2 separate regions of the Homo sapiens genome follow, and region 2 is linked to region 1. Evidence: read pairs that join two places in POLR2A ChIA-PET (ENCODE). Cell type or tissue: GM12878. All regions are shown on one strand. Links, peaks and the distances in the headings refer to the core of each region. The heading gives the core; the rest is flanking DNA. Region 1 overlaps TBC1D2B (TBC1 domain family member 2B). Region 2 overlaps CIB2 (calcium and integrin binding family member 2).

Evidence for each region. Peaks named below come from ENCODE experiments on the same cell type or tissue, not always from the same donor. Only the 100,000 strongest peaks of a DNase experiment are listed, where the experiment ranks them.
Region 2: POLR2A ChIA-PET joins it to region 1 with 5 read pairs; 12 of 35 experiments call an interaction of 5 or more read pairs at or near these places.

Annotation. Positions count from the first base shown.
Region 1 is chr15:78,055,768-78,070,935 of GRCh38, reverse strand. All of the region lies in intron 1 of TBC1D2B (TBC1 domain family member 2B), which reads left to right. Among named protein-coding and RNA genes, the nearest start is that of TBC1D2B, 14 kb to the left of the region's middle. RefSeq lists enhancers at 1,789-1,838, 1,869-1,948, 4,422-4,471, 4,752-4,801, 8,758-8,867 and 2 more. In GM12878, for the core only: no CTCF peak of the experiment used is centred there; a DNase peak (open chromatin) is centred at 8,891; H3K4me3 peaks cover 1,129 bases; H3K27ac peaks cover 2,186 bases.
Region 2 is chr15:78,110,570-78,125,737 of GRCh38, reverse strand. CIB2 (calcium and integrin binding family member 2) reads left to right here. Exons shown (of 6, transcript NM_006383.4): 2 at 1,999-2,033; 3 at 14,462-14,573. Among named protein-coding and RNA genes, the nearest start is that of CIB2, 13 kb to the left of the region's middle. RefSeq lists an enhancer at 12,191-12,280. In GM12878, for the core only: a CTCF peak has its summit at 12,345 (motif pointing left); a DNase peak (open chromatin) is centred at 12,356.

The DNA.
Region 1 (15,168 bases), core at 7,342-11,341:
CAGGAGAATTGCTTGAACCCAGGAAACAGAGGTTGCAGCAAGCTGAGGTGGCGCCATTGCACTCCAGCCTGGGCGACAAGAGCGAAACTCTGTCTCAAAACAAAAAACAAACTAGCCAGGCATGATGGCACATGTCTTTAGTCCCAGCTACTTGGGAGGCTGAGGCAGGAGGACTGCTTGATCCCAGGAGGTGGACATTGCAGTGAGCTGTGTTTGCTCCACTGTACTCCAGCCTGGGTGACAGAGGGAGACCCTGTTTCAAAAAAATAAAATAGCAAAATAAAAATGTTAAAACTGCCCTTGCCTTGTAGATTGTACAGAAATAGGCAGAGACTGGAAATGACCGCAGGCTGTAGTTCACTGACTTGTGTTCTAGGAAGGCCTCAGGAGCTTCCCACTCATTCACTCACTGTGTGTGCTTAGGCACTGGGGATATGACTGGACAAGACAAACAGTCCCTGTCCTCCTGGAGCTTTCAGTAGGTGGGGGGGACAGACGTTAATAAAATATAACAAACACCAACCAGTGCTAGGAAGTTTGAAAGGAAAGATATGCAATGCATGTATAGTTCAGGATCTTGATCTGGTTTATGGTTGGTGGAGGGCTAGGAAAGACTTTCCTGAAGAAGCGACATTTGAGCTGAGACTCAAAGGATGAGTTGGTGTTGACTGGAGCGGGGGTGGGGGTGGAGAGGAGGAAGTCAAGTGTTGTAGGGAGAGGAAATGGCATAAGCAGAGGCCCTTAGGTGGGGGTGCTGGTTGCATGTGGGACTCAAGGAGTGCCTGGTGGCAACTAGGAGTGAAGGGGACATAGCCTTTGGAAGAGGCAGGCCTTGGGCCAGGGCAGGATTTTGGTCTTCATCTTAAGAGCTAGAGTCAGTAAAGAGTTTTAAGCAGGGTTTGACAAATAGGTTTTTGTTTTCTTTCTTCTGCTCCCAGATAGATTGTTTTAGGCCATTTGTGCTGCTGTGAAAAAATACCGTAGACAGGGTAGCTTATAAACAACAGAAATTTATTTCTCATAGTTCTGGAGGCTGGGAAGCCCAAGATGAAGGCACCAGCAGATTTGGTGTCTGGTGAGGGCTCACTCTGCTTTAGAGGTGGTGCCTTCTAGTGGTGTCCTCATAGCAGAAGGGGACAGACAAGTTCCTTCTGGGGCCTCCATCTATGTATGTTTGTATATATGTATGTATGTATCTATCTATCTAAATGTATTTTTCTCCTCAAATTCCTTTTACCACTCTGGCCTCTTTCATAAGGACCCTGATCTCATTCCAGAGGGCTCTGCCCTCATGACTTAAATCACTTCCCACAAGGCTTCCCTCTTAGTACTATCATCTTGGGGACTGGGTCTCAACACGTGAATTTTGCGGGGACACACGTTTGGACTGTGGCACTGATGGTTTGGTCATGCCTAGTATTTTTATGTAACTAAGTTAGAGGATTATCGTGTTGGGTACAAAGGGTTGATGTATTTATATGTTATGTACTGGCAAACAGATTTAAAAGTAGATAAATGCAAAGCTGAACCTATCTTGAGCAGTTGCTTCTTAATTTTGTTTCTGAGTGGTGGGTGTTGTGATGGGTGAAGCTCGCTTTGGCAGGTGTGTGTGTGGCTAGGGCCGGCCCGCCCTGGTGGACTTCCTTTCCTGAAGCATTCCTAATGGCCCCCGGCATTGACTTCTCTCCTGCTGCACTTGCTTTGCTCATATGCACATTACCAGTTTCCTTCCTCTGTGGAGATGACGATTTCTTGAGAAATGGAAGGAGTATTCAGATGTACCAGCTCCCACCTCACGTCTGAGGGGGGTGGACCAGTCTCCTCGATCAGTTGCTTTTACCTTTGAGCCACTGGGGTGCAGACTTCCCACCTCCAGTCAGAACAAAATACAAACAGTAACACCCCCTTCCTCTAAAGAAAGAAAAAGACCCCCACCATTGTAGAAGTGACTGTCAGTTTGGGAGAGGGAGAGGCATTTTCATTAGCAATTTTCGGTTCTGGTATTTATGTAGTGGGATCTTAATGACATGTGATCGGGTGTTCACCCATATCCTGTCAGGCCAGCCCTCAGCTGGGTTTTGTTTGCTTTCACAGAGTGAATGCAATGTGGAAATGGTAAACTGGGTAGTGGTGACTAGTTAGTGGCTTGTAACTAGTGTTCTGTGAAGTACTTTGCCTGGAGTGCTCAGTTCAGTAAACATCTTGGCATTCAGATATGTGAGGCCATGTGAGGGGCAAGAAGCTGAGAGGATCCCTGGGGAGACTGTGGCTTTCGTGATTGTCCAGCAGGCAGTAGCTCACCAGCCAGCACAGGAGGCCCTCAGTCGGCTACAGATTCAGGATGGTTTTGCTCCTGGTCTAGTCTTTGAGTGTCTGCTGTTGTGTCCTACCAGAGCATCACCTCCTAGGATATTTTGTCAGTGTATTTCACTACTGTGCCTTTCATACTTAGAGGATCCCAGCACCTGTTAGATGCTTGTTGGCTAAATGCATGCTTTAAGCCCTCATATCCTCTGTGTGTGTGTGTGTGTGTGTGTGTGTGTGTGTGTGTGGGTGTGGTGTGTGTGCTTTCATTTCATGGTGAAACGGACGTTTGTAGTGTCCATTTACTCAGCAAATATTTTTGAGCATCTATCATATTCTAAGCACTATGCTGCTTGCTGCAAATACAGCAGTGAAAATTTTCCATTGATTTAAGAAACTGTAGTGTTAACTTTAAAAATAGCTTAGCATCTGATATAATCAAAGAATTGTAAGAGTTTTGAAAAAAACATTGAAGAGGCCCATGTTTGTCTGTAGTATTCAGCACTGAGATAAATATCACATGTCTGCAAGTTTTTTGATTCTGAGAAGTCTGGCACTTCTCCATAGTAAAGGAAGGGGAGGGGGCATCCATATGTAAAATACTAATCTGGATATGGCCCAGGGCCAGAAATCTGTGATTTGTGTAATAATTTTGGTGAACACTGCAGAATTGGAGAGTTCTGTATAACTGATTATCAAGAAAGCTCCCTGAAGAAGATGGGACAAGGGAGTTAGTAAATGTTGGTATAATTGTGTAGCTGCTCAAAGACTTAGTTCCTGTTTGATCAGCAACATGTGTTCCCTGTAAGCTGGGAATCACCATCTTCTAATGAGTTTGCATGCTTGGCCATTTTCTTAGCCTTTGCAGAGATTGCCTGGGAGAACTAGAATCCAGTGTGAGAAGTGGGGATTTGGTAGCTGAGATCCTGTGTGCTTCTTCTTTCTGCCCCTTTCCTAGGCCAGTGCTACTGTACCAGCAGACTTTCCTTGAGCAGACTGCCCCTGGGCTGGGACTTGTGTTGCTGAGTGTCAGATGGCAGGCCTGGCCGTGGCCTGGAGGTGGGCAGGCTAATGTTATCAGAGATGTTGATCTTGGATTATAGGAATTATTTCTAGGCAGCAAGCCCAGTATTCATTTTCCTCTCCAGCTCTCTGGTGTTCAGGAGAGGCTGTGCTTGCAGAGAAGGTGGCCAGCTTTCTAAATGGATGCAGCCAACTGGCCATTCACCAAACAGACTTTGTTGAGCAGGAGTCAAGCTTTGCCTCTGGCCTCAGGGAGCTTCTGTGTCTGTTTTGGGTGTGATTAGGGCATTGTCAATAGGTGGCTCTGGGAGCTGGAGGAAGGCATTCATTATTTTTGCTCAAGGGTCATTATCCCAAAGTTAGAACTGGAGAGGCCCTCAGAGATCAGCCCCCTTCCCATGTGTGATACAGAGAGGAAACTGAGTCCCACAGCTAGCTACCCTACCACTGAAACCTTCTCCTTCTCCAAACACATGAACGATATTTTACCATTTTAAACCCAGCAGTTTGATGATACTTGCTTTATATATCTGTCGTAATCCATTAGTAGAAAATTGGGCTTATTCTTTTTTTAGTAGTTGTATATGGAGACTCAAATTGTACCTTTAACCATTTTGTGTTGGGGCACAGATTTAAGAAGTTTAGTCACATGGAGGTTGGAAATTAACAGCATAGGTTATAAACTTCCAGTGGGGGTTGACTTGATAGGAGGCATCAGTGATGTTTCCCTGGCAGAGATTGAGGCCTGGTGCATCCCTTTTGAGAGGGCTTCTCTTTGGAGGTGGCTTTGGTTTTCTCTTTGGTTCGTCAAAGGAAAACAGGCAGTTGGCAGATGGCTGTATCTTTTCATTCTGCTCTGTAAGGCATACCCTCTGGCCTTAGAAGTGAACCACTTTTTATACTGTTTACACAGCTCTCTTGTATATACTGTTGTAGAGGTAACATGCTGATAAGACTTTTTTTGTTTCTGTCTTTTAAAGGAAAATATCTCCCTCAGAACCGCAGTTCTTAAATTTTGTGTGGAAAAGACTCCTCCTGGGTTCTGTTAAAATGCAGATTGTGGGGTTCGTCCCCTGGAGATTCTGCTTTAGTTGGCAGGCCAGAGTGGGCCTCAGGAATCTGCCTTTCTTTCCAGCATCCCAGCCCTTCTGCTGCAGATCTCTGTGGCTTCCCTGTGAAACACTGCTCTCCTCCCGATGATGAATGTTCTCTTTGGCTGTGAAGAAAAGACTGACCCTGTATGATGGTGGCTTTCTAAGTGGACTAGAAATAACTAAACTGCTTGGGTGAAGACCAGTGAAGTGTGAGCCCTCCATCCTCGGGTTGACTCTCTGTGGTTTATAGCTGCATATCTTCTTTGCATTCTGAGTTTCTATGCTGCAGAGGAGTGGCTTTTGGCCCAATTCTCCATTGGCCCCAAGGTTTCTGTCCCCTTTGCTGATCATGGTGGCTGGCAGACCCTACGTGCTAGGGTTCCTTCCTGAGCATTCAGAGGGAGGCTCCAGGAGGGAACAGTGTTCACTTGGCATCTTTCGGTATTTCTGGGAGGGTGAATTGCAATGATCACCACCACCAAAGAGCTGGTAAGTACTTTCAGATCCCTCAGCTTTTCACCAGAGAGAAGTGGGTAACAATGATATAGGACGACCATCTGATACTCCTGAGACACCAACTCCACCTTAAAACACTGTTAGAAATCACCGTGGTTCCCAAACATTCCTGTAAATTCACTGAAAGACTAGGCGGGTTCCTGGTACCTGGCTCCACTGCCTCCCAAATCTCTGGTGGGTGGAGCCTGGGAACCTGTCCCAACTCCGTTTCCTAAAACTTCATGTTAAGTCAGTCATTCTTTTGCCCTAGTTTTAGTTGAAAAACATCAAGCAGAATAATGTGGTATTGCATAGTGTGTGGAAGCCAATGTGGGCAGAGGTGGAGCAAGACCATCCAATAGGCTACAGGCTGTGGCTGCAGGAGTTGTTATTTATCCTGAGCTCATCCTTGGCTCTCTCACATTGTGCAATGGCAGAGCTGAGAGGGAACCATAGGAATGTAGCCCTGTGGTCACTTGGAGGCCTCGTGCTCCCTTTCTCTCTGAAACAGAAAGTATTTTGACAGGCTTCTACATTTCCTGTAGGGACGAGCATGTCCGGAGAGTGGCCTTGTCCTTGCCCTTGTCTTGATGAAATCTGTGGCTCAGCCCAGCTGGGTGGCCTGGGCTGTGAGAGGCTTTGATGTGGCCAGATCCCTCACAAGCCCAGTTGTTTTCATTGCCCACTTTCCAGTGAACTCACATTTGCTCTTCTTTGTTCTAGTTGTAGGCCCTATTCTTCTAGTCCATTACCCTTAGTTGCTAATCTCTGTTAAATGGTATTTGCTTAAAAATGTATTTGCTGAATATGGGTTTAAGAAATGGCTTTTCTCTCAAGGTGTTTGCTTTTTAAAAGGGGTGCTTGAGTGTTAGAGATGGCAGAACTCCTCAGACCACCACCTACCAGAATGGATGATGAATGTGGCATCTTCCCAGGGAATGACTGCCCACCTCAACACAGACTCTTCCGGGAAATTGATTATGGGTTCTAGGTGTGTGCTCAGCCTTTGAAAGGGGCTAGATTAGAACTATTTTAATAAGATACAATTATTTTGTAAGACATATGAATGCTAATTTTAAGATAGCAATTTTAAAAGATACGAAAGGAGAATTTGTTATGTTCAGTAGAGGAATGGAGGTTTGTGACCTTGTATTCCATTTTCCAAGGAGCCAGGAGATCCAGTATTTGCCTTCTTAGTCTCTGTTGCTGGGCTGAAACAGAAGATTTCAAAACCTTCCTGGGGAAAAAAATACATTTTTTTTTTCCATTGGTGCTGGGCCAGATCCCTTGAGATTGTTTCCAGGCTCATGATTTTGAAACACTCAGGAAAAAATTTGGAACCTAGAGTTATTTATCAGATTCGGGGTTAGAGTCTGTTTTCCATTTGAATTTTGTTTTGTATTACCAGGCTGCTTACAATATTCTTGTGCTTTTTATTGCTTATGGAAGAAATTACTTTAGACATTTCTTAGAGATCCAAATATCTTCCTTGAGTTTAAGAAACAAAAATTCCTTCATTATGAGCAGCCATCGCATTCTTTTCAGAAATGGATACCCAAAATTATCCATGTAATTTAAATTGCTTTCTAGAAGGTATGCAGACTTGACCTATTCTGTATATATATTTTCCTTCCTGTGGCTCCTTCGTGATTGTTGGTTATGTTGTTCTTTTGGCTAATAAACATGGTAGGACCTGACCCTTTGGGAAGGAACCCAGAGTTCATAACCCTAAGTGGGTGATTGAGATGGTGTGCGTCACATAGAGCGTGTTGGAGGAATGATCGTTTGGTTGTATAAGGGATGTTGGCTGGCCTTACAGATGAGATGTTTGAACTGGGTCTTGAGTGAGTGGGAATTTGTTAGGGAGGTGTTAGTGCAGTAGGAGCAGAGATTGTGAAGGCTTTTGTGGGCCTTTTGTGTGGGAGAAAGGTTATAGTTCTGTGGAGTGTGGGGCAGTGTGGGCCAGATTTCTTGACACTTGGAAGCCATGAGAGAGTTTTAAGCATGCGACATATATGACTTCATTGGCTTGGTGTCAGAAGAGAGTTTGGAGAGGAGAGACTGAGACAGCAAGTCCAGTTAGGAAGCTGTTGCAGAGGCCCAGGGGTAGATGAATCTGGAGACCCAGAGGCCCAGGGGTAGATGAATCTGGAGACCCAGAGGCCCAGGGGTAGATGACTCTGAGACTGTCAGGATGCATGAATCTGAGAGACTGACAAGGGAGTCCTTAGGAATAGGAGACCTGGCGATTCTATTATATCAGACTGGAGAAGTTTCTGTCCTCTCCATATTTGCTTGTGTGTGGTGTTGTTATTGCTCACAGCAGTCTATTTTTGAGAAACACCCTTAGAGCAGAGTTGTGATTAAGAGTGGAACCATGTTGGCCATCATAGACTGATGGTCATGCCCTCTCCCAGTGACACTATGCTGACCCCTCTAGATTTAATGTCCAGAGGACCTTCTCTACTGATGTGGGGACCAGCATCTGATATAGTTTTATTTGTCCCTGAAGCCAACCTAGAGGCTTTTATTTGAACTTTGCTATTGATTGAGGCCATCAGCATTTCAATATTTGAGAAAAACCATAGAGGAACTTGTGATTTCTGCTAAAATGCTGAGAGGATTGATTTTGTCTTGGACATGCTCTCTCATCCTTCCCCTTGATAGCAAGTAATGCAGACTCAGGTTTGAGTTTTGACTGTGCCAAGTGGCTATGAGATTTTGGGTAAACATGATAATATAGGTAGTTGATACACAGTGAGTACTTTGTGCCAAATACTCTTCTGAGCTTAACAGATGTTAAGTGGGTTATCATGGGTAAACATGATAATATAGACAGTTGATACACGAGTACTTTGTGCCAAATACTCTTCTGAGCTTAACACATGTTAAGTGGGTTATCGGTAAACATGATAATATAGATAGTTGATACCTAATGAGTACTTTGTGCCAAACACCCTTTTGAGCTTAACACATGTTAACTAATTAATTTTCAATACCATGAAGTAGGTTCCTATTATTATTATTTCAATTTTACCAGCAAGGAATCCGAGGCCCAGACAATTTATGTAACATACCTAACATAGCCAGCCAGTAGCAGAGCTGGGATTTGAACCTTGGTAGTTAGGCTCCAGGGTCCATGGGCAAGCAGATGATACTGTTTGGGGAGAGTTAGTTACGAGGGTTAAATGACAGTGTGTATAAAGCGAAAGCATAGTGTCTGGCACACAGTAATTGTTTAATTGATGGTGTCTAATATAATATGCAAATATATATTATGGAAGAGTCTATATAATTTTAATACAGTTTTATAAAGAAAATTGGTTTTCTACCAATTGGCTAGAAAATTGGTAGAAAATATATGGGTAGAGAATTTTCTATACATTTATGGGTAGAAAGATGTTTGGAAATACCAAAGTATTGATGGAGGTTATTTCTGGTGATGCAGCTATGTTCATTTTATTTTCTTCTTTGCTTTCCTGTGTTTTCCAAATTCTCCTCAGCAGATGTAGATTGTTATTATTTGAAATATAAGTCTAAAATATGTTGTTGTTTTTTAAAACTAAAGATTAATGGGATCTCACCAGACAAACAGGACTTCCCACAGTCCAGGAAGAGTGAAGAGCCCTGCAAAGCTATAGTGGTGTGAAACTCTACACCATGCTTAGTGACTTTGAAGTTGTTTGGTCTTTTTTCAGTTCGTCATTGTCTATTAATTTATTTGTAGTGTTTTAGACACATATTTTCTTTGCTTTGCTTTCTTTGTGGGTTTAGAAAGCCCTTTACCTTCCAAGAGAATAGAAATGTTAGGACAGCAGTTTCTTGTGCTGCTGGGGAGACTAATCAGCCCTCTTATAATCAGTGACTCCCTGCTGCCTGGAGACGGCTTGCAGGGTTGCCCGTGGGAGAAGCAGCTCCGGGGCTTACAGTTTGAAGTGTCTGTCCTTCTAGCTTTCAGTTTTGGGCTCGGTCTTGACAGAGTGTTTTGTTTTCCTCGTCTAGTGCATCATGGTGCACATGGCATTCATTTTCTGCATAGAGTCTTGTGGCTGCTGTTTATACTTCAGTTTTAGCTAAACCTTCCCGTGTGAATTTCTGCTGTGCCACATTGCTTGATTTAAGTCCTGTCATCCCTTCCATACCTTTATAATTTGGTGGAAATCTATACAACTGTTGTTGTAAGAGGCAGAAAGAGACAGGAACTTAATTTTAATTATACAGGCTTTTTTTTTCTAATTTAATGGTTTTTATTAAATTTATTAAATTCATTCATTTAATGGTTTTTATTAAATTCATTAGTTTATTAAATCATGAATTGAATTTGAAATTATTTTCTCTGATGATAGGTTTCTCACCCAGGGCATCACTTATTTTTTTTCCAGGTATTTGACCAGTTGTCCTAATGCTATTATATATAATATATATATAAATTATATATATATTTTTGGAGACAGGGTCTCGCTCTGTCACCCAGCCTGGAGTACAGTGGTACAGTTATGGCTCACTGCAGCTTCAACCTCCTGGGCTCAAGAAATTCTCCCACGTCAGCCTTCTGAGTAGCTGGGACTACAGGCATGCACCACCACACCTGGCTAATTTTTGTACTTTTTGTAGAGAGGGGATTTCACCATGTTGGCCAGGCTGGTCTTGAACTCCTCGGTTCAAGCGATCTGCCTGCCTCTGCCTCCCAAAGTGCTGGGATTATAGGTGTCAGCCACTGTGCCTGGCCTATTATTATTATATTTTTAAGAGACAGGGTCTTTTGTTTTGTTTTTGATATGGAGTTTTGCTCTTGTTGCCTAGGTTGGAGTGCAATGGCACAATCTTGGCTCACTGTAATCTCTGCCTCCCAGGTTTAAATGATTCTCCTGCCTCAGCCTCCCAAGTAGCTGGGATTACAGGAGTGTGCCACCACACCTGGTAAATTTATATTTCTAATAGAGACGAGGTTTTACCATATTGCCCAGGCTGATCTTGAACTCCGGGGCTCAAGCAATCTGCCTGCCTCTGTCTCCCGTAGTGCTGGGATTACAGGCATGAGCCACTGTGCCTGGCCTATTATTATTATATTTTAAAGAGACAGGGTCTTCTGATTTCATTTTGAGACAGAGTTTCACTGTTGTTGCCCAGGCTGGAGTGCAGTGGCGCGATCTCGGCTCACTGCAACCTCCGCTTCCTGGGTGTAAACGATTCTCCTGTCTCGGCCTCCCGAGTAGCTGGGATTACAGGAGTGTGCCACCACACCTGGCTAATTTTGGTATTTTTAATAGAGACGAGGTTTCACCATGTTGGCCAGGCTGGTCTCGAACTTCTGACTTCAGGTGATCTGCCTGTCTCGGCCTCCCAAAGTGCTGGGATTACAGGAGTGAGCCACAGTGCCCAACCAAGAGATAGGTCTTGCTCTGTCGCCCAGGCTGGGTACAGATCTCGGCTCACTGCAAACTCTGTCTCCTGGGCTCAAGGGATCATCTAACTTCAGCCTCCTGAGTAGCTGGTACTACAAGCACACGCCACCATGCCTGGCTAATTTTTTTTTTTTTTTTTTGTAGTGATGTGGTTTCACCATGTTGCTCAGGCTGGTCTCAAACTCCTGAGCCCAAGTGATTCACCCACCTGGGCCTCCCAAAGGGCTAAGATTACTGGCATGAGCCACTGCGCCTGGCCTCTGGATTTCTTAATTGGATACCTAGGCATTTTATGTTGATTGTAATTATAAACTTGTTTCCCACTGTTTATTGTTGGCATAAAGGAAAATGTTTGCTTGCGGTGAATATCTCAGAGGTAGGAATTAACCAGATCTCATCCAGTTCTGTATTCTTAGTGCTAACTACTGGACTTGGCCCAAGTTAGGCTCTTAATAAACATTTGTTAAGCAAATGAACACTTTATGTACATGGTGTTGTCCCTTTTTCCTCTTTTGGACTACTTTAGCTACATTCCCAGGAATAGAATTGTGGGTCAAAGAATGTGAACATTAGTATAGCTTCTAAAATGTGGTAAATTTTGATAGGTGGACATTGTTTACTAAAGGGAATAAAAGCTTAGATAAACTTGTTGTTTAGTGGAGATGATGAGGCCCGACTCCCTGTAGATGCTGCTGGGTTGCTACTCCAGCCCCTGTCCTCACAATCATGTACTTCCTGCTGAGAGTGGGCCCATAATATACGTGTATTGAAATCAGTTAACTTGTAATCAAACAACTTTATTGTGGGACTTGTCTAAGCATCAAGTTGAGAGCTGGTGGGAGGCTGAGGGGAGTCTCTGGGGCCCAAGAGGAGGAACAGGTGGCCAGGGCCTGTCTCACACAAGAGTGGGCTTCTGGGTTTTGAGCTACTGGAGACCTGGGGACAGCAGCTTGTGGGAGCAGCTGGGGCATCACATGGTACTTCTCAGCCAGCTGTCAAGGACTGCATTCCCACCTCAAGCAGAATGTGGATGGCTTGCTTTTATTCTCCGAGCTGGTGCCTCATGTCTTGGCCCCCAAAGGCAGCAGATGGCTGTCCTGTAGAATTGTGCCCACCCAATCCTTGTCTGCCCCTCTCCCTCACCCAGGACGTTCATGCAGCCATGTAGGAGACAACTACAATGGCTTTCCAAGATGTTCAGCTTGGTCTCATATTGGGATTGGTGCCATATTTGACCTGGGATTTCAGCAGTATTGAGGAAGTAGCAACAATTGAACATGAGAGGATGAGTCAGATATTTGAGTGTTTATATTCAGGACACTGTGCAAGACATCTTGGATCGTATTGAGACCAGCAGGTCTGGTCTCTGCCTTTAAGGAACTTGGGTTAGTGAGGAACACACAGGGAGTGCCCTCACCTCCATGGGAGGGTTACCTGGGCTACAAGATTCTCTGAGCTCCCTATTCAGAGAATGGAGACAAAATGTACACCCAGATCAGGGAAACCTGCTCTGAAGAGGTGGCCTTTGCATTGGATCTTGAAGGGTGAGTAGGAAGGAGCTGAGGAGACTGGTGTTAGGGGAGACAAAATGCACACCCAGGTCAGGGAAACCTGCTCTGAAGAGGTGGCCTTTGCATTGGACCTTGAAGGGTGAGGAGGAAGGAGCTGGAGAGACGGGTGTTAGGGGAGACTCAGGAGCTGGCCTAGGTAAGGCATCAGACAGCACACACCAGCACCTGGCTTCTTGCTGGGTGCTTGCCTGGCATCGGCTCCCAATTCTCTGCTGATCTGTGGAGCTCTGCCTTGTCACTGTTTCTTCTAGCATGAGTGGAATGCCTGTCTGGCTCTCCAGAACTTGGGACCACAGCATTTTGGTCATTCTGAGGGGTGGGGGGCAGATGGTGATCCTTCCCGGTCCTCACTCCTCCGGCGGGCGTGTCTTTGGTGAATGCTGTGTGGTCCTGGCCGTTAGCTTCTGCGCTGACTGGCTCATTGTCACCAGCTGAGCTGAGGCTCAGCGGAGGGAACTCCTGGTGATAGACCTAGCAAGGCGTTGTCTGTGCAGCCAGATCACTCAAAGGTCCTACTCGCCCCACTTTTGGAGCACTGAATAAAGGCACTATAGCTGGGGCCAGACCAGCAGATGCCTGGGTTCCTAAAGAATGTTGGCCTCTCCTTGGACATTAATGGACCATGGGGTGGTTGGAGATATGGAGGCGCCTGTTTAAAGAGAGAAGTTATCTTGAGTTGTAAAGTGCTGTAGAAGGGCAATGGTGTTGGCTGCCCCACACCCCCGTGGACCCCATGCCCTTGGCTTATGTTATAATCCTGAGGTACTGTTTCCTGCCAAGCCAGATCTCCCACCAACCTTGGCTCTCAAAATGGAATATATTTGCCATTGTAGTGTAGACCAGCACTGTTCAGTAAAGATAAGATGTGAGCCACATAATATACTTTTAAATTTTCAATGAGCCACATTAAACCAGTAAAATTAATTTTAATACTATCGTATTTATTCAGTGTATCCAAAAGATTTTATGTGGCACTGGCCATCTCTCATGTGCTCAGTAGTCACGTCTGGCTAGGGCTACTGTGTTGGTACAGGGCAGATCTGAACCAATTTCCTGGGACTGGGGCGATAAAGAGGCTGGTTTGTGATTATACATTTAATTAGGCCTGAGCCGAATCTCCATTTAGTCCTTTGCTAAAAGATACCAGATAAAAAACGCAGAGGCTTTTTGGATTTCTGCTGATTTTGCTGTGTTGTACTTTTAGTGGTGCTCAGTCTTAGAACCTGTGTGTGTTTCTGTCTTTGGGTTTCAGCTGTCTTCAGAAAAGGCCCTTTGGGGCTTTTCTGTCAAAGCACATGCCCCAGAGCCATTTCAGACAGTCTGGCCCCCAGCCTTTTACTAGCTAATTGGGGATTGAAGTCAAAAGTCTTCTAGTGATCTCTAGATTTTTTTTTTTCTTTGAGACAGAGTCTCACTGTCGCCCAGGCTGGAGTGCAGTGGCACCGTGTCGGCTCACTGCAACCTCCGTTTCCTGGGTTCAAGCAGTTCTCCTGCCTCAGCCTCCCAAGTAGCTGGGATTACGGGCACCCACCACCACGCCTGGCTAATTTTTAAAAATACTTTTAGTAGAGACGGGGTTTCACCATGTTGGCTAGGCTGGTCTCGAACTCCTGACCTCAGGTGATCCGCCTGCCTCGGCCTCCCAAAGTGCTGAGATTACAGGTGTGAGCCGCCATAGCAGCCTGTTTAGGTTTTTTTTTTGAAAGGAAACAAACCCAGTTAATCAGTGTCTTGATTAACTGACTTGTTAACCAGATTTTGCCCATCTTATTGACCAAATTTCTACAATATGATAAAATATCAGTCATTGAAAGCATGTGATCTAAAAGTTTTGCCTCAGGAATTTAGTGAGAGATGACTCAGAGGTTACTGATTGTTTCCCAGTTACATTTAATACTCAAAGATTTAAAGTGAAAAGGATTTCTTGTAAAAAGCAGATTTTTCATGGTGCCTGCATTGTCAGAGGCAGCTGGAGAGGTTGGTTCAGATATGCCCTAGTGAGTATGTGCCAGCTTCTCTAGCAGCCTGTGGCTCCCGAGCATAAATAGAAACACAGCTGCATATGCAGGCTGAACAAGAGGAAGTGTCTGGGCACCTCCCTGGCTGGAGCAGAAGGCTCCCAGGGTGCTTAGCTCACCTGTGGCATGGGGATGGAGGGGCCAGGTAGTCAGGGAGCTGGTGGGAGGACCACACACGCACATTCCCCCACCCAAACACACACTTGCCTCTAAGGGTTGGGGGTTTGGCAGACTGGGCTCACAGTATTGACTCCCTGTATGACCTAGACAAGTCACTTCCCTTTCTGGGCCTCTGTCCCCTCATCTGCAAAAAAAAAAAAAAAAAAAAAAAAAAAAAAAGAGGAGGACTGGGTGGGCTTTGGGCTCTGAATTTGGCTCTGGTTGTGTCTCTCAGTTCCTGACTTGCCTAGTGACTCTTCTCTCCCTTCCTGTGGAAATGCTTGTGTGCTCTTTGCCCCGCCCCAGGGCCAGGCTGAGCTCCTGTGTCTGCACTGCAACCAGCCTGCCTCCCAAACTCCAGGCTGCAATTCATGGATCTCCCAAGTGGGCTCACGGCCTCTGGCCTGAACTAATCTCCTCCTATGCAAACTGTGCACCTGCCTTTCCCTCACCACCATTTTCACCAGCAGTACCTTTGTCTAATAATGTCAGTGCCCTGCTAAGTTCCCCATTCCATCTCTTTAGGAAGGCACACAAGTCCCTTCAGGGCCAGGTCCTTGCCACTCACTGACCTCACCTCACTCCTGCTCTCTGACCTTTGTTCTTTTGTAGACACTTCTCTCTCTCCCTGGAATCTCTTTTCCTCTGGCCACTGCCTGCTTCCCCTTTAAGACCAAGTTCTCCTGTATCATTTTCTGATTATTCATTCATTCACTTATTCCTTCATATATGTATTCAGTAAATACTGACCTACTATGTGCCTGACACTGAGCTAGATGCTAGAGAAATGGAGACAACTTGGAGTTTGTTTCTTGGAGAAGATAGACATTAAACCTATACTTTGAAGCTTTTGAACCTGCCTATGGCAGGTGTCCTGAACTTTGAGTACCTTGTCCTTTGCTGCACCTCCCCTCTTTGGCTATGTGTCCTTCCCCAGTGCTCTCCAGTCACGCCAGCCCCGCGTCGCCTGCTCTGCTTTCTGTCATAGCACTTAATGCAACATGGAAACTACTGGTTGTTTTTTCCTGTCTTTCTCACTAGGCCAGGCCCCAGGTCTGGGTACCTGATAGGTGCTCAGCAAATGTTGGTTAAATGAATG
Region 2 (15,168 bases), core at 10,768-14,767, 51 kb before region 1:
CAACATGCATCAGCATCATTGGGAGGGTTTTTTAAAGTGCAGATCCCTGGACCCCACCCACAGAGTTTCTGATTCAAGAGATCTGGAGTGGAGCCTAAGAATCTACATTTTCACCAAGTTCCCAGTGAGGCTGATGCTGCTGGTCCAGGAGCCACAGCGTGAGGACCATTGATGTAGGGAGGTGTAAGTAATTGTGACAGGGAGCAGGGTTATAGGGGAAGTGTTTGCATCTTTTGTCAGGAGAACCCTTGAATCAGGACCTGGATAGTTCCTTTCCAACACATGGGATAGGAGAGAGAAGAGGGGAGGGGAAGGAGGACAGATCGGGGGGAAGAGAGCAGGAGTTGGGACCTCTCCCCATTTCCAGTTCTGCTGACTGCCTCCTCCAGGCTAGGTGGGAGAGCCCTGGCCCTTCTCACTGGGCACCTTAGACCATGGAAACGGCCCTGGGGTGGAGGGAAGTCCACATTCTGCACCATGTTTCTGGAGTTTGCTGATAAATCAGCCCACTGTGTCTCCAGCCTGTCTGTGCCTGAGGCCTGCTAAGTAGGGAGTTTTCTGTCTGTGTTGGGTGAGGAGCAGGGGGCACTGCTTCCCCAGCCTGAGCCTTTCTGGGCTCCTACAGAGGAACCACTGTCAAAAGCAAAGCTGAGACCCCCAGGAGAACCCCTCGTGTTTCCAAGAAGCCAGCATGGATCCTTAGTCTAACTCCCAGGGAGCAGCAGCTTAGAAGGACAGACTTGTTGGGCCAAATGGGGCCTGGAAATTCCCACCAGCTCTCCCCTTTTCAGCTCTCCCGAAGGCACCCAGTGGAAACCCCAGATGTTGTGTGCATCCTGCAGGCGTCCTCTCTTTGGGCCTCTTAACACGCAATCCAATTGCCCTGATGTCCAGCGGCTTCAGGTCTCATTCAGGGCAAGCCTGGCTGTTTGCAGGCCTGAGTTTCAGCCATTCACTCCTCATCAGAGCTGGCTCTGGTCAGCTTATGGCCCCAGGAGGCCCTATGGGCTCTGGGCTCTGCAGACCTAGGAGGCCTTCTTGCTTCATGCTGTAACAGTGGACAAAGGCGGAGGAGCTAAACAGCAGGGGAGGTGCACAAAAGCCCTTTACGGTTGGGCATTTTACAAAGTGCTGGGTCCTCTTCACCTCTATACTTTTCACCAAGGGCTGGCATAGTGGCCATTGTCACTGACTCCCAGTGGTTGATACTCACCTTGGGCAGGCCAAGCTGTGGATAGAGGCAGTTCATCTAAACAAAGACAGGACCCCTCCGAGATGAGTTTGTCATCTGGATGGCCCTAGGAGCCAAGTGCTGCCCCCCACCTGGAGTAATGCTTACCTGGGGATCCCCAGCAGCCCCTACCCTCACCTCTACCCCAGATGCTACCTGGTTCCCCCTGCCCACGTTTCTCCCTCCCATATCTCCCTGGCCTCTTCACTCCCTTCTCTGGGTGACCTCATCCCTTTCTGGCTTCAGACACCAAGTATATACTGATGCTTCCCCAGTCTATGTGCCTGGAACTCTCAGTCTCTGAGCCTGGGACTGCACAACCCCCCTAGCACCATGCTCAGGGCTACAGTGAGGATGGCACCCCATGCAGCTACACGAGGTGGCCCTGTGGGTCCTCATTCGGAGTTGTCTCCCAGCCACCTCCCTGTCATCCCCCAGTGTATCCCACTGGCACTCAAATCAGCCACGCATACCTGTGAGCATTCATCTTCCTCCTACATGTGTACCCTAAAGCATGCTACAGCCCCCCACCATGCACTAAGCTCCTTAGGCCTAGCCCAGGATGGATAAAGGTTTTGGGAGGCATTTTCTATACCTACTAGAGCCAGCTGTCCCCAGTGGGTGAGGGCAAGGTGGAAAGGGATAGTAGTGACTCTTCTGTCCCCAGTCCGGAGCTATCCCCTGTGAGCCCTGTGGCATCGAGGCCTCTGAGGAAGAAAGTCTGGGAGCCGCACACTGACTGTGTGTTGTGTGTTTTCCCTCAACAGGACTGCACCTTCTTCAATAAGAAGGACATCCTCAAGTAAGTGTGGCTTCTCGTTCACCCTGTTGGGACTGGGACTGGGGCCGGGGTGAGGCTGGGGCACCCCACATGGGCTGGCTGTGCTCCTGGGGCTGAGGCAGAGCATCAGCATGTATCAGGAGCCACATTCAGGTCCCCACTCGGCCACTGGGCTAGGATGGAGTTAGAGCTTCCCACTCCTCCCAGGGCCCAGATCCTCCTGCTGGGGAATGAACATCTACTTACTATGAGCTTTCAGGTGGGTAGTTTCCGGCACATTCTTATTTAATCCTCATTGTGACCTTGTAACAAGAGAATCCATTTATCCCCATTTGACAGATGGAGCTTAGCAACTTGGCTAAAGTCACAGAGCCAGGGACTCAAGACCCAGCCTCTGACTCCAGGTCCCTTGCTATTTCACTGCATCCTGGGTCCTGGTATAGCAGGGAGTCCCTGTCTGTTAGACCAGGGGTCCCTAAGGGCCCTTTGGCTCTAGCTTTGATGTTCTTCCACTCCTAGGACGTCTAAAAGTTGAGGGCATGGCCACCACCCCTGAGCTATTCATCAGGGCTCTGCTTCTTCCCAGGACAGCCCTTCTCCTTGGTGTTGATGGGGGTGGGGGTGGACCTGGATGGGAAAGATAAAGGGGATCGGCAGCCTCAGAACCCCAGGACCAGTGGGTGAGCAGGAATCACTGAATACCAAGAAAACTGCCCCACGGGCCTCACTAGGCCCCTCTGCCTGGGTGGCACTAAAAGCCAGCAAAGTCCCAGGATCACTTGCCCTGGAGATCGATGGTCAGGCTGGGACCAGAGCCCATTGCAGCTTCCCAAGAGAGCTGTGCTGCAGCTTGTCACTGCCCTAACCATTCTGCTCATTCAGGCAGTGCCTCTCGGCTTTCCTCTCTACCCAGGCTGCTATTCCAACCTGTCACCTGCATGGGCAGGGGATACCCCACTTCCACCACCTTAGAGAGTCTGAGCAAGGGGCAAAGCCTCCAGGCCTGGCATCAGTAGACCTGGCATCTGTGGCCTTGGGCAACCATTTGACCTTCCCTGAGCCTCAGTTTTCTTCTGTATAATAGGGATAGTGAAACCTACCCTCATAGCATTGCCGAGAGGCAGCAACACTGGGGTATAGTGTTTGATAAGTGGGATTTGCCCTGTAGCTTGAGAGATGTCAGGGGTGAGGTCCCCATTTCGACAGGATGGCTCTCGGTATTGGAATAACAAAGCTGTCACCCCTGGCATTCTTGTGGCACCTTTTACCTTTCAGAGTTCTTGGCATGGAGCCTCATTTGAGCCTCACAGGGAGCTTCGGGTTCCCTACCTTTGTAGATGCCAAGCCCAAGCTGCCTGTCTTCTGAGGCCCACGGCCATTTTCATTCTGGCAACAAAAGCCCCTTGCCTCGGCCTTTGCACTGGCTATCTCCACTCCCTGGAGTGTCCTTCGCCTCTCCTCTGCCCACAGCATTGCTATGCATCCTTCCAGACCCAACTCCAGAATCATCTCCTTTATAAGCACCCCCAACACCCTGCCACCCTAGTGCTATCCCAGCTGCTCTAACAGCCTGTTAGGGGCTCCTTGGGTTCCTGGACCCAGGGGCCCAGCTCCCCACCAGACTTGTGATCAGGCAGGACTAACAGGGAGCATGGCACCTGTTAGCCACCAGTGACCATATGAAGAGTGTGTGGGTGAAAGACAGGTAGGATTGGCTGAGGGAGAACATTCCAGGCTGGGGAGCAGCAGAGGTGAGACACAGGCCAGCTTCTCCTGCTCCCACTCCCACCCCCATCCTCCCGTGGTCTCATTGACAGCAGCAAGATTGCCTGTGTGGGGAAGAGGAGAGAGGAGCTTGAAGGCCAGTCCGGGAATCCGATCCAATATGATGGGCCTTTGGTGGTTGTTTTAGTCCATTCTCATGCTGCTATAAAGAACTGCCTGAGACTGGGTAATTTATAAAGGAAAGAGGTTTAATTGATTCATGGCTCCACATGGCTGGGGAGGCCTCAGGAAACTTACAATCATGGCAGAAGGGGAGGCAAACACATCCTTCCTCACATGGCGGCAGGAAAGAGAAGTGCTGGGCAAAGGGGGAGAAGCCCCTTATAAAACCATCAGATCTCGTGAGAACTCACTATCATGAGAACAGCCTCGGGGTAACTGCCCCCATGATTCAATTACCTCCCACCAGGTCCCTCCCATGACACGTAGGGATTATGGGAACTACAATTCAAGATGAGATTTGGGTAGGGACACAGCCAAACCATATCAGGGGTATCCCTGGCCCCTTGGAAAATGAGGGGCTCCAGGCAGGTGAGAGGGCTTGAGGAGAGGCGTCCTGGCTCCCCACAGCCCTGGCCTGCACCCCTCTGCACGCATCAGGACCCTAGGCTCTGTAATTCAACACCAGAGCAAAACCCAAGCCTGAGGCCCCGTCTGCAGCATGGGGATGACATTGCTTGCAGGAGCTGTTTTCTCACAGGCCCCTGTGTCTGGGAGGGCTGGGTGATGGTGTTATTAAACATGAAAAGAGCTACCTGGAGTTTGCTGCCCACCTGTCCACCCTCAGGGAAGGGTAGTTAAGACAAGACAGATTCGGGATTGCCTGTCCCTAGAGGGAACAGGCATGGCCATGATGGCTCAATTCCAGTTTCACCCCCCTTCGCTTTTCTCCAGCCTTCTCTGTGGAGAGGCCAGCATGACTGACTGCCCCTCCAGGAGAGCCCTCTCCACTGTTCACATCTCAGGTCCGGGTGACAAAACTGAGGCCTGGAGCCCAGAGAGGGCAAAGTCAGCTGCAGAGCCAGGCTATCCAGCCCCAGGCCATGCTCATCTTCCCTGCTCCCAAGGGCCTTTCAGGGATGCTACTCCCCACCCCCACCAGGATGGTTTTCTTGGTAAGCTGCTCCCTGCGTACTGACCAGATGGCTAGGAGGAAACTTGAGCAGGAGGTTTTTCTTTGCAGGTTGGGGCCCAGCTCTGTGGCAACTTTGGGGCAGTGATACCGAGTCACAGATAGCCCGCCTCCAATTCTCCTTCCCTCTGCCCTGCCCCCACCCAGGTAGATCCGATTGCTCCCCAGGACACAGCTCCTGCATTCCCACATTGAGGCCGAGTGGGCAGCCCACCCTATTCAGTCACCTTGCTTTTTATAGGTAAGAGCTTAGCACTTCAACTTCCCTTGTGCCCTAATTAGGCTGTGCTCTTTAATCAGCGGGACAGTAGTCCTTGTCCCCTTGGTACACAGAGAGGCCCACCCAGCCAGCACTCCAAGGTATTTGCCTACTTGTTATTTTATTGTTTATTTTCTCAACCTTTTAAAAACTTTGTGTAACCTATTTTAATTACTTACTACACATATACATAATGATTGTAGAAAAATTAGAAAATGAAGCCAGTCAAGAGAAGACAAAAAAAATTACCTGTAAGCCTATGACCCAGAAATAAGGCTGTTAATCTTTTGGTATATATTATGCCAGTGTTTTTCTTTTGTATGTGTTTATCAAAAAGTCAGATTGTGGTCGGGTACGTTGGCTCACACCTGTAATCCTAGCACTTTGAGAGGCCGAGGCCGGTGGATTACATGAACTCAGGGGTTTGTGACCAGTCTGGCCAACATGGTGAGACCCCTGTCTCTAAAAAAAAAATACAGAAATTAGCCAGGTCTGGTGGTGTGTGCCTGTAGTCCCAGCTCCTTGGGAGGCTGAGGTGGGAGAAGTGCTGGAGCCCAGGAGGTTGAGACCGCAGTGAGTTGAGATTGCACCACTGCACACCAGCCTGGGCAACAGAGCAAGACTCTGACTCAAAAAAAAAAAAAGGCAGATGGTATTGTTTTGTAATATGCTTAAAATTGGCCAGGCGCAGTGGCTCACTCCTTTAATCTCAGCACTTTGGGAGGCTGAGGCGGGTGGATCATGAGGTCAGGAGTTCAAGACCAGCCTGGCCAACATGGTGAAACCCCAACTCTACTGAAAATACAAAAATTAGCTGGGCATGGTGGTGTGTTCCTGTAGTCCCAGCTACTCAGGAGGCTGAGGCAGGAGAATTGCTTGAACCGGGACCCAGGAGGCGGAGGTTGCAGTGAGCCGAGATCATGCCACTTCACTCCAGCCTGGGCTACAAAGCGAGACTCCATCTCAAAAAAAAAAAAGTATATATATGCTTAAAATTGCTTTTCCTTAGGCAAATTGTAAAAGTAGATAAGAAAGCTAAAGAAAACAGTATGATGGATCCTCAAACACTTACAAATAAAATCACCACATGATCCAGCAATTCTACTTCTGGGTATATACCCAAAAGAATTGAAAGCAGAGTCTTGAGATGTTTGTACACCCACAATCATAGCAGCATTATTCACAAAAGGTGGAAGCAATCCATCAGCAAATGAATAGATGAACCAAACACGGTATAGACAGACAATAAAACACTATTCAACCTGCAAAAGGAAGGAGAGTCTGACCCATGCTACAACATGGATGGACCTTAAGGACATTATGCACAGTGAAATAAGCAGTCACAAAATGACATATACGATTCCACTTACATGAGGTACCTAGAGTAGTCAAATTCTTTTTTTTTTTTTTTTAAAGTCTGTGTCTCGCTGCAATCTCTGCCTCCCAGGTTCAAGCAATTCTCCTGCCTCAGCCACCCAATTAGCTGGGATTACAGGCGTGTACCAACACGCTCGGCTAATTTTTGTATTTTTAGTAGAGATGGGGTTCACCTTGTTGGCCAAGCTGATCTCGAACTCCTGACCTCAAATGATCCACCCGCTTCTGCCTCCCAAAGTGCTAGGATTACAGGCATGAGCCACCAGGCCTAGCCAAGTAGTCAAATTCTTAGAAACAGAAAGTAGAATAGTGGTTGCCAGGGGCTGGGAGGAGGGGGAATGGGAACTTATTGATTAGTACAGAGTTTCAGTTTTGGAAGATGGAGAGAGTTCTGGAGGTGGATCAGTGGTGGTGATGGTTGCATAATAATGTGAACATATTTAATATGCCACTGAACTGTACCCATCAAAATGGTTAAGATGGTACACTTTATGGCATGTGCATTTTACCACAATTTAGAAAAACTAATAATTAAGATGGTAAATTTTCTGTTATTTTATCACAATTTTTTTTTTTTTTTTTTTGAGACGGAGTCTGGCTCTGTCACCCAGGCTGGAGTGCAATGGCGCGATCTCGGCTCACTGCAACCTCTGCCTCCTGGGTTCAAGCAATTCTCCTGCCTCAGCCTCCTGAGTAGCTGGGGTTATAGGCACGCGCCACCAGGCCAGGCTGTTTTTTGTATTTTAGTAGAGACGGGTTTCACCATGTTGGTCAGGCTGGTCTCAAACTCCTGACCTCATGATCTGCCCGCCTTGGGCTTCCAAAGTGCTGGGATTACAGGCGTGAGCCACTGCCCAGCCATTTATCACAATTTTTAAAGTTAAAAAAAGATAAGAAAAAAGATCTTACTGTCCCCCTACTACCCAAGATAATCACTAACATTTTAGTGACCAGCCTTCCTCTTAGTCTTTCTTTTTGTGAGTATATAAATATATACAAGCTTTTTTAAAAAAAATGGGATTATACTGTACCTTCTGCTTTTTTCATTTAACATCTTGCGAACAACTTTCAATATCATTAGATATTCTGATACAATATTTTAAATGGCTGCATTTAATGGATATTTCTTAATTTGTATAGTTGAACATTTAGATTTCCAGCTTTTCACGATTTTAATTTGTACTTCAGTGAATATTCTTGTGGTACCATTCACATAACTGCACATATATGGGTATTTCCAACAAATTTCCTGATCAAAGATAATGGATATTTTTAAGACTTTTGCTTTTTCCTCCCACTGCTGTTATATGCTTTTTGTCTTCTGACCCCAGATCATTCAGTGAATAACCCAAGAGTCTGAAGCTCAGCTGCCTGTCAGGGGGGCCAGCATGCACTGTAAATAAATGAAGCTGTCTAGTCGGGTGGGAACTCTTTAGAACGGACACCTGCAGAAATAGCTGCTCCTTAGCCCCAGCTAGTTGTTGCCTTGGGGGAATTCAGACCATCTTGATTAAGAAACCCAGGTTTATAGTGTAAGATCTTTCAATCTGTATATGGTGGCAGCAAAATTCTAAATTTATTATTTCGACGTAATTTAATTATTTTAAAATGCTATATGGAAACTAGGCATGAATGGTGGATTGCTGGTTTGTGACTTTCAGAGGAATTAATCTTTTCCCCATTGATTTCAAATGCTGTGTCATGGGCTCATTCTCATTTACATTGGGATCTACCACTTCTACTAGTCTGCCTTGTAAATGCCAATGTCTGTTTCATACATTGTCCTTATTATAGCTTTAAACTGTTTTAATACCTGATAGGGAAAAATGTTTCCCCAGTTTCTCTTTTTTTTCAGGGTTCCCCTGCAACACTCCTACATTTATTCTTTTAAACAAACTTTTTTTTTTTTTTTTTTTTTTTTTTTTTGCCAGTAGCTTGAAGAAACACTTAACCAAACACACTTTTGAATTGGGCTGGCTAGATCCCAAATAGATCATTTGCAGGTTTTGATTAGGGTCATATTCATTTTATAGAAAAATGAACAGATCATCGTCATCATTACAGCATTAAGTCTTTCCGATCAGGAATGCACAATAGTTATCTAAGTACCTAAAATATTTTTATATCTTTTGTTAAACTTTCATGGTTTTTTTGATACTTCAAAATTAGTACATTTTATACCAATTTTATACTTAGTTGTGTTTTTTTTTTTGGTTCTTTTAAATTGTGAATTCATTTTTTTTAATTAAAAAAAATTATAGAAACAGTCTCACTGTGTTGCCCAGGCTGGTCTCAAACTCCTGGCCTCAAGCAATCCTTTCCCCTTGGCCTCCCAAAGCACTGGGATTACAGGCATGAGCCACTGCACTCAGCCAAATCCTACTTTTGAAAAGGCTAATGTTAATACATAATAGAAAAACTATTGTGTAGAAAGGCTTCTGAACTCTTTCTATTTCAAATAGTCTTTAAGCTAATTATTTTTGGTTTTCCAGTAAATGGTAACTTGCCTCCTCTCCAGTATTTAAGTGTACTATTTTACTGTCTTAACTAATTACATTCCTCTCTCAGTATCTGTGGGGGATAGGTTCTAGGACCTCCCAAGGATACCAAAAACTGCAAATGCTTAAGTCCCTATATAAAATGGCATATTATTTGCATATAACCTTATCCACTTTGCACATCCTTCTGTATAATTTTTTTTTTTTTTTGTCAGGCAGGATCTCTGTCGCCCAGTCTGGAGTGCAGTGGTGCGATCATGGCTCACTGCAGCCTCAAACTCCTGGGCTCAAGTGGTCCTCCCACCTCTGCCTCCCAAGTAGCTGGGACTATAGGCACATACCACCATGCCTGACTAATTTATATATATATATTTTTTGTAGAGACAAGGGTGACACTGTTTTGCCCACGCTGGTCTCAAAACTCCTAGGCTCAAGTGATTGGCTCGCCTCGGCCTCCCAAAGTGCTGAGATTGCAGGTGTAAGCCACCGTGCCCAGCCCCTCCTATATACTTTAAATCGGCACCTCCTGTATACTTTAAATCATTACTACATTACTTATAACACCTAATACAATGTAAATGCTGTGTAAAGAGTTGCTATACTGTATTGTTTAAGGAATAATGACAAGAAAAAAAATCTATACATGTTTAGCGTAGATGCAATTTTTTTTTTCCAAATATTTTCTGTCTTCAGTTGACTCACATATGCAGAACTCATGGACCTGGATGGCGAATAGTACATTGATTAGTGCTCCTGGGGAGAAATGTTATATAATAATGGTGATTATAGGCATCCCACATTGATGGGTATATCCCCAGTATATACAAAAATTAGCCGGGTGTGGTGGCGGGCGCCTGTAGTCCCAGCTACTCAGGAGGTTGAGGCAGGAAAATTGCTTGAACCCAGGAGGCGGAGGCTGCAGTGAGCTGAGATTGAGCCACTGCACTCCAGCCTGGGTGACAGTGCAAGACTCAAAAAAAAAAAAAAAAAAAAAAAAAGAGAAGGAGATACCCTTTTGTTTCTGCTCCTAAGCAGAAACTCCTTTTGTTTCTGTTTTACTAAGAATTTTAAGTTTTTTTAATTGACAAAACAACATATACTTTAAAATACTTTTGACCAGGTGCGGTGGCTCATGCTTGTAATCTCAGCACTTTGAGAGGATGATGTGGTGGATCACTTGAGGTCAGGAGTTCGAGACCAGCCTGGCCAGCATGACGAAACCCCATCTCTACTAAAAATATAAAAAAATCAGCCGAGTGTGGTCGCATGCCCCTGTAATTCCAGCTACTTGGGAGGCCGAGGCATGAGAAAATCACTTGAACCCTGGAGGCAGAGGTTGCAGTGAGCCAAGATTGCGCCACTGCACTCCAGCCTGGGCGAAAGAGCGAGACTCTGTCTCAAAAAATAAATAAATAAATAAATAATTACTTCTAAAATTTCAAATAATTGAGAAGTAGGTGAAATAACAAGTAAAAGTTAGCCTCCTTCTTTTCACATTTCTCTACTCCCACCTCCCAGGGACTATCAGTGTAAACATGTAGTATATAACTTCTCAGATATTTTTCTGTATTCACATATACAGTCATAAATGCATCTATCAAATTGGTCAAAATGTTTTTTGCTTAATATGATTTGTAGCCACAGATTTCCAAATATTGAACTATCTTTGCATTCTGGAATAAATCCTACATGATCCTAACATATTATTCTTTTAAAGTCTTAGATTTGATTTACCAGTATGCTATTTTTTTCTTTCTTTACTTATCTTTTTTTTTTTTAGAGACAGGGTCTCACTCTGTTGCCCAGGCTAGAGATCCTCCTACTTTAGCCTCCTGAGTAGCTAGGACTACTGATGCATATCACCACATCCACCTAATTTTTAATTTTTTTTTTTTTTTTGTAGAGACATGGTCTCACTACATTGCTCAGGCTGGTCTCAAGCTCCTGGCCTCATGCAATTCTCTCACTTTGGCCTCCCAAAGCACATTTAGATTACAGTCATGAGCCACTGTGCCTGGCCCCCAGTATGTTATTTTATAAGACTTTTTCATCTATCTATGCAAGTGCCATTGGTCCATTCTGGATGCTACATATTAGGTTCTTGTATCAGGGTTCTTGTTAACTTTGTAAAATAAAGTGAGAGTTTTCACATTTCTTGCCTCATACTCGGGGGCAGTTCAAGTAGCGTAAGTATGGTTTCTGGTCCTGGATGTTACAGTAGGACTAATATATAACTCTTCTTGAATTCAGTGCCCTTTATTGGGGGAGAGGTGACAGAGATGTGGTTCTTTGACAATGCTTAGAGTTTCTTTCACAGTGATTTGGGTTTTCAAATTCTCCTTGGATTTTTCTTTAAAGAAAAATTCCAATGTGATTTTAGTTACTGTTTTAGAACAGATCTGTGTCCCAGGGTAGAAGCTGGCCTTCCCACCCCAGAGGATACCTCCTCAACCCTGCCAAGCACCCATAGCCTCTCTCCCTAGTCCACCCCTTCCAGGGAGCCTCTGACGTGGCAGGCAGCATGCTAAAAGCTGCCAGTTGAAGGCCAGTGGTTTTATGAACATCCAGGGGTGAGAACAGTAGAATAGCCCCTGCTTTACTGATAGAGAAACTTATCCTTCAGTGGATTAACCCACTTACCCACACTGCTAATGAGAGGTGTAGGCAGGGCTCCAACCTCAGCCTGACTTCATGCTCCTGCTGCAGCCATCCCACAAAACTTCAGAGGTGTAGGCCAACCCCTAGAAACACTCCAACATCACACTGCCACATATGAGGTGGGGTCAAGGTCAAGTGGGAAATGTAGCAGTTGGAAGCACAATGGATATGTCAAAGTACCAGATGCATGAATTATGAAAGAAGATGCCTTGTAATCCCAGCACTTTGGGAGGCCGAGGTGGGCGGATCATGAGGTCAGGAGATTGAGACCATCCTGGCTAACACGGTGAAACCCCATCTCTACTAAAAGTACAAAAAATGTGCCGGGCATTGTGGCAGGCGCCTGTAGTCCCAGCTACTCAGGAGGCTGAGGCAGGAGAATGGCCTGAACCCGGGAGGCGGAGCTTGCAGTGAGCCGAGATCGCGCCACTGTACTCTAGCCTGGGCGACAGAGCGAGACTCCGTCTCAAAAAAAAAAAAGAAAGAAAGAAAGAAAGAAGATGCATGAATTTTGAAACAAGTGGTTGTTCCTTATTTGGGGACAGTGTAAAAAAAAAAAAGTAGTTTTCCTCTATGCAAGAAATAGGAGCAAAGAAAGTCCTTGAGTGCCCTCTTGTGGAGAGTCTCAGCTTGATCCCACCGCCCTGGCATTTGCTGAGCCTCCTCCCACCCAAAGTACAAGTTTAGGGGTTTTCCCCTCCTGCTCTGTCTCCAAGTCATGGCACATCCTTGTAATTTCAGACCCTTTTATAGGAATGTGCGACTGGCAAAGTGGGCATGTGGCATTTTACTGTTCATTTGCCCTGGACAGGCTCTGAACCAGCAGATGATGTGCTTACCAGGGCTTGACTTGCAGGGAGGAGCCAAGTGGTTGGTGTCCAGAGGTCCTGGGTTCAAGTCCTGTTCCCACTGCTCATTGGCTGTGTAGGATGGGGAAGACACTTGATTCTTGAGCCTCAGTTTTCCCTACCTGAAAATGGGAGACTAATATCTACCTCTCAGGGTGATTTGGGGATTAAAATAAGTAAAGCAATCCACAGAGAAGATTAGTTCAGGGCCTGGCACAGAGTAAGCACTTGCTAAACGATAGCTGGTGTTATTATCTGTTTGAGCTGGGTAAGTAGTCAGGTGCCTTGCTAAGGACAGTAGGCAGCAGGACCACAAGAACTGGTAGAACCCAAGGAAGGTTGGGTGGCTGTGCTGAATGGCTTGATAAAGGTGGGCCTGGGGTGTGTCACAGGGTCAAGCCACTTAAAAGGAGACCTGGGCTGATCTGGCTTTGGGGGTGGCAGGGCCGGCCCAAGCCTGGGAGATACAGGGTCATACCTAATCCATTCACCAGCAGCCTAGGACATCACTTTAGGCAGGTTACCTACCTCAGCCCACAGTCAATGCCCCTTACACTTGTCCCACCCATGGCAGCACTTAATGGACACAATTTTTGTTTTTAGAGGCAGGGTCTCGCTCTGTTGCCCAGGCTGGAATGCAGTGGGGCAATCATAGCTCACTGCAGCCTCCAACTCCTGGGCTCAAGCTCAAGTGATCCTCCAGCCTCAGCCTCCCAAGTAGCTATGACTGAGCCACGATATCCAGCTAATTTTTTTTTCATTTTTGTAGAGACAGGGTCTTGCTGTGTTGCCTAGGCTGGTCTCAAACTCTGGGCCTCAAGTGGTCCTCCCACCTCAGCCTCCCAAAACACTGGGTTTACAGGCATAGGCCACCACATGCAGCTCACAATGTCATCTAAATACAATTTGTACCTGTCTTGGGATGGGGGGCTATTCTCTGGGATGACAGGGACCTGGACAAGTGGACATAGGGCAAAGAAAGACTGAATAATGGGCAGGGGGCGGGGAGGAAGGGAGCTTCCAAGTGAGACAGTGCCAGGATGCCTTACACCTTTGAGGGTCCATGCAGCTTGTTGAGGTGGGCTTGATTTCCTGGAGGCTGGGACAGGAGCTAGGGACCTGACCCATCAGTGAGGAGGGAGGGCCAGGCCCACCAGGGTAGCAGCCTGGGTCCCGATGGCCCCCAGTTAGAGAGTTTATGGGTGACCCATTCATAGGGGCTTCCTGAGGGTGTGAGGACTGCTGAGAGCTCTCCCAGAGAGACCCAACCCTCAGGGCTTAAGTTGGGGTGGTGGGGCCACGAAGTGGGCCCAGGCTTTGATGGACCCTCAGGAGTGTAAGGGGGAAGAGTGGCTAAGAGTTTCTGCTTGGATTTCCCATCTTGGGCTCAACCCATGGCCCTTGATGCTCCCTAGTTATGTGGCCTTAGACAAATCACTCTTAACCTCTTCAGCCCTGTTTGCTGAGCAGTAAGCTGGGGTCAGGATGCATCTGTCTGCACAGTGATGTGGAGGAGGATTAAATTAGGTGATGTGTTAAGTGCTTAGCACAGTATCCTGAGCATAGAAAACCCTTATGAGAGCCCAAAGGAGAAAAAATTAAAAGATTTGGACCCAGGCCCAAGGAGTGATGGTGGTGGTGCTGATGGGGTGGGTGTGGTGGAAATAGGGAGGCCTGGACACAACCTGGTTATCAGCACAGAGGTCTGGGCAGAACTCACCTCCCTCCCAACTTCACACCCTGTGGGCAGAGCAGAGAGCCTCCCATTGGCCCCTTACCTGGTCCTGGCTGAGGATGTTCTGCAGAGGCAGAGGCCTAGGCAGGACAGCACCGGGCTGCTGGGGCTTAGGGATGGCACCCCCTCCAGCGCTTTTTCTCTGCTTTCCTCCAAGGCTGCATTCGCGATTCTATGAGCTGGCCCCCAACCTCGTCCCAATGGACTACAGGAAGAGCCCCATCGTCCACGTGCCCATGAGCCTCATCATCCAGATGCCAGAGCTCCGGGTATGTGCAGGACCTCTTGCTGGCGAGCAGGGGATCTGTGCCTCTGGACCAGCAGCAGAGGCCCCCAGGTCTAGGCTGAACCCAGCTCCACCCTTTGTGTCTGCGTGGCTCTGAGCAGATCACAGAACCTCTCTGTGCCTCAGTTTCCTCATCTGTACTCTGAATAAATAAGCTATGTGGGCTCTGTAAGGGTGCTGTACATCAGTGGCCACCCAACTGCAGGCCATGGGCTTGTGCTCATTTGCTTGTCCCTTTGTTAAGTGGCCCCAAGCCTGCTGTAGTTGGCAGACCTGTGTCTGCTTTGTTAGATAACTTTTCTGTCTCCCCGTTGTCTGGCTGTGGCTTCTCACTGAGGTCAGCATGGTGGTCATCCATAGCATCATTTCTCAGACTTTAACGTACCTGTTAAAATTTAATTTTAAACTCCCCAGGGATCTTGTCCAAATGCCAATTCAGGCTCAGTACATGTGGAGTAGAGTCAGGATTCTGCTTTTCGAGCAAGTTCCCAGGTGAGACTGATGCTGCTGATCCTCAGACCATATATATCTGAATGTTTCGTTTCATGAGTTCCTTATCCATAATATGTAAAGTGCAT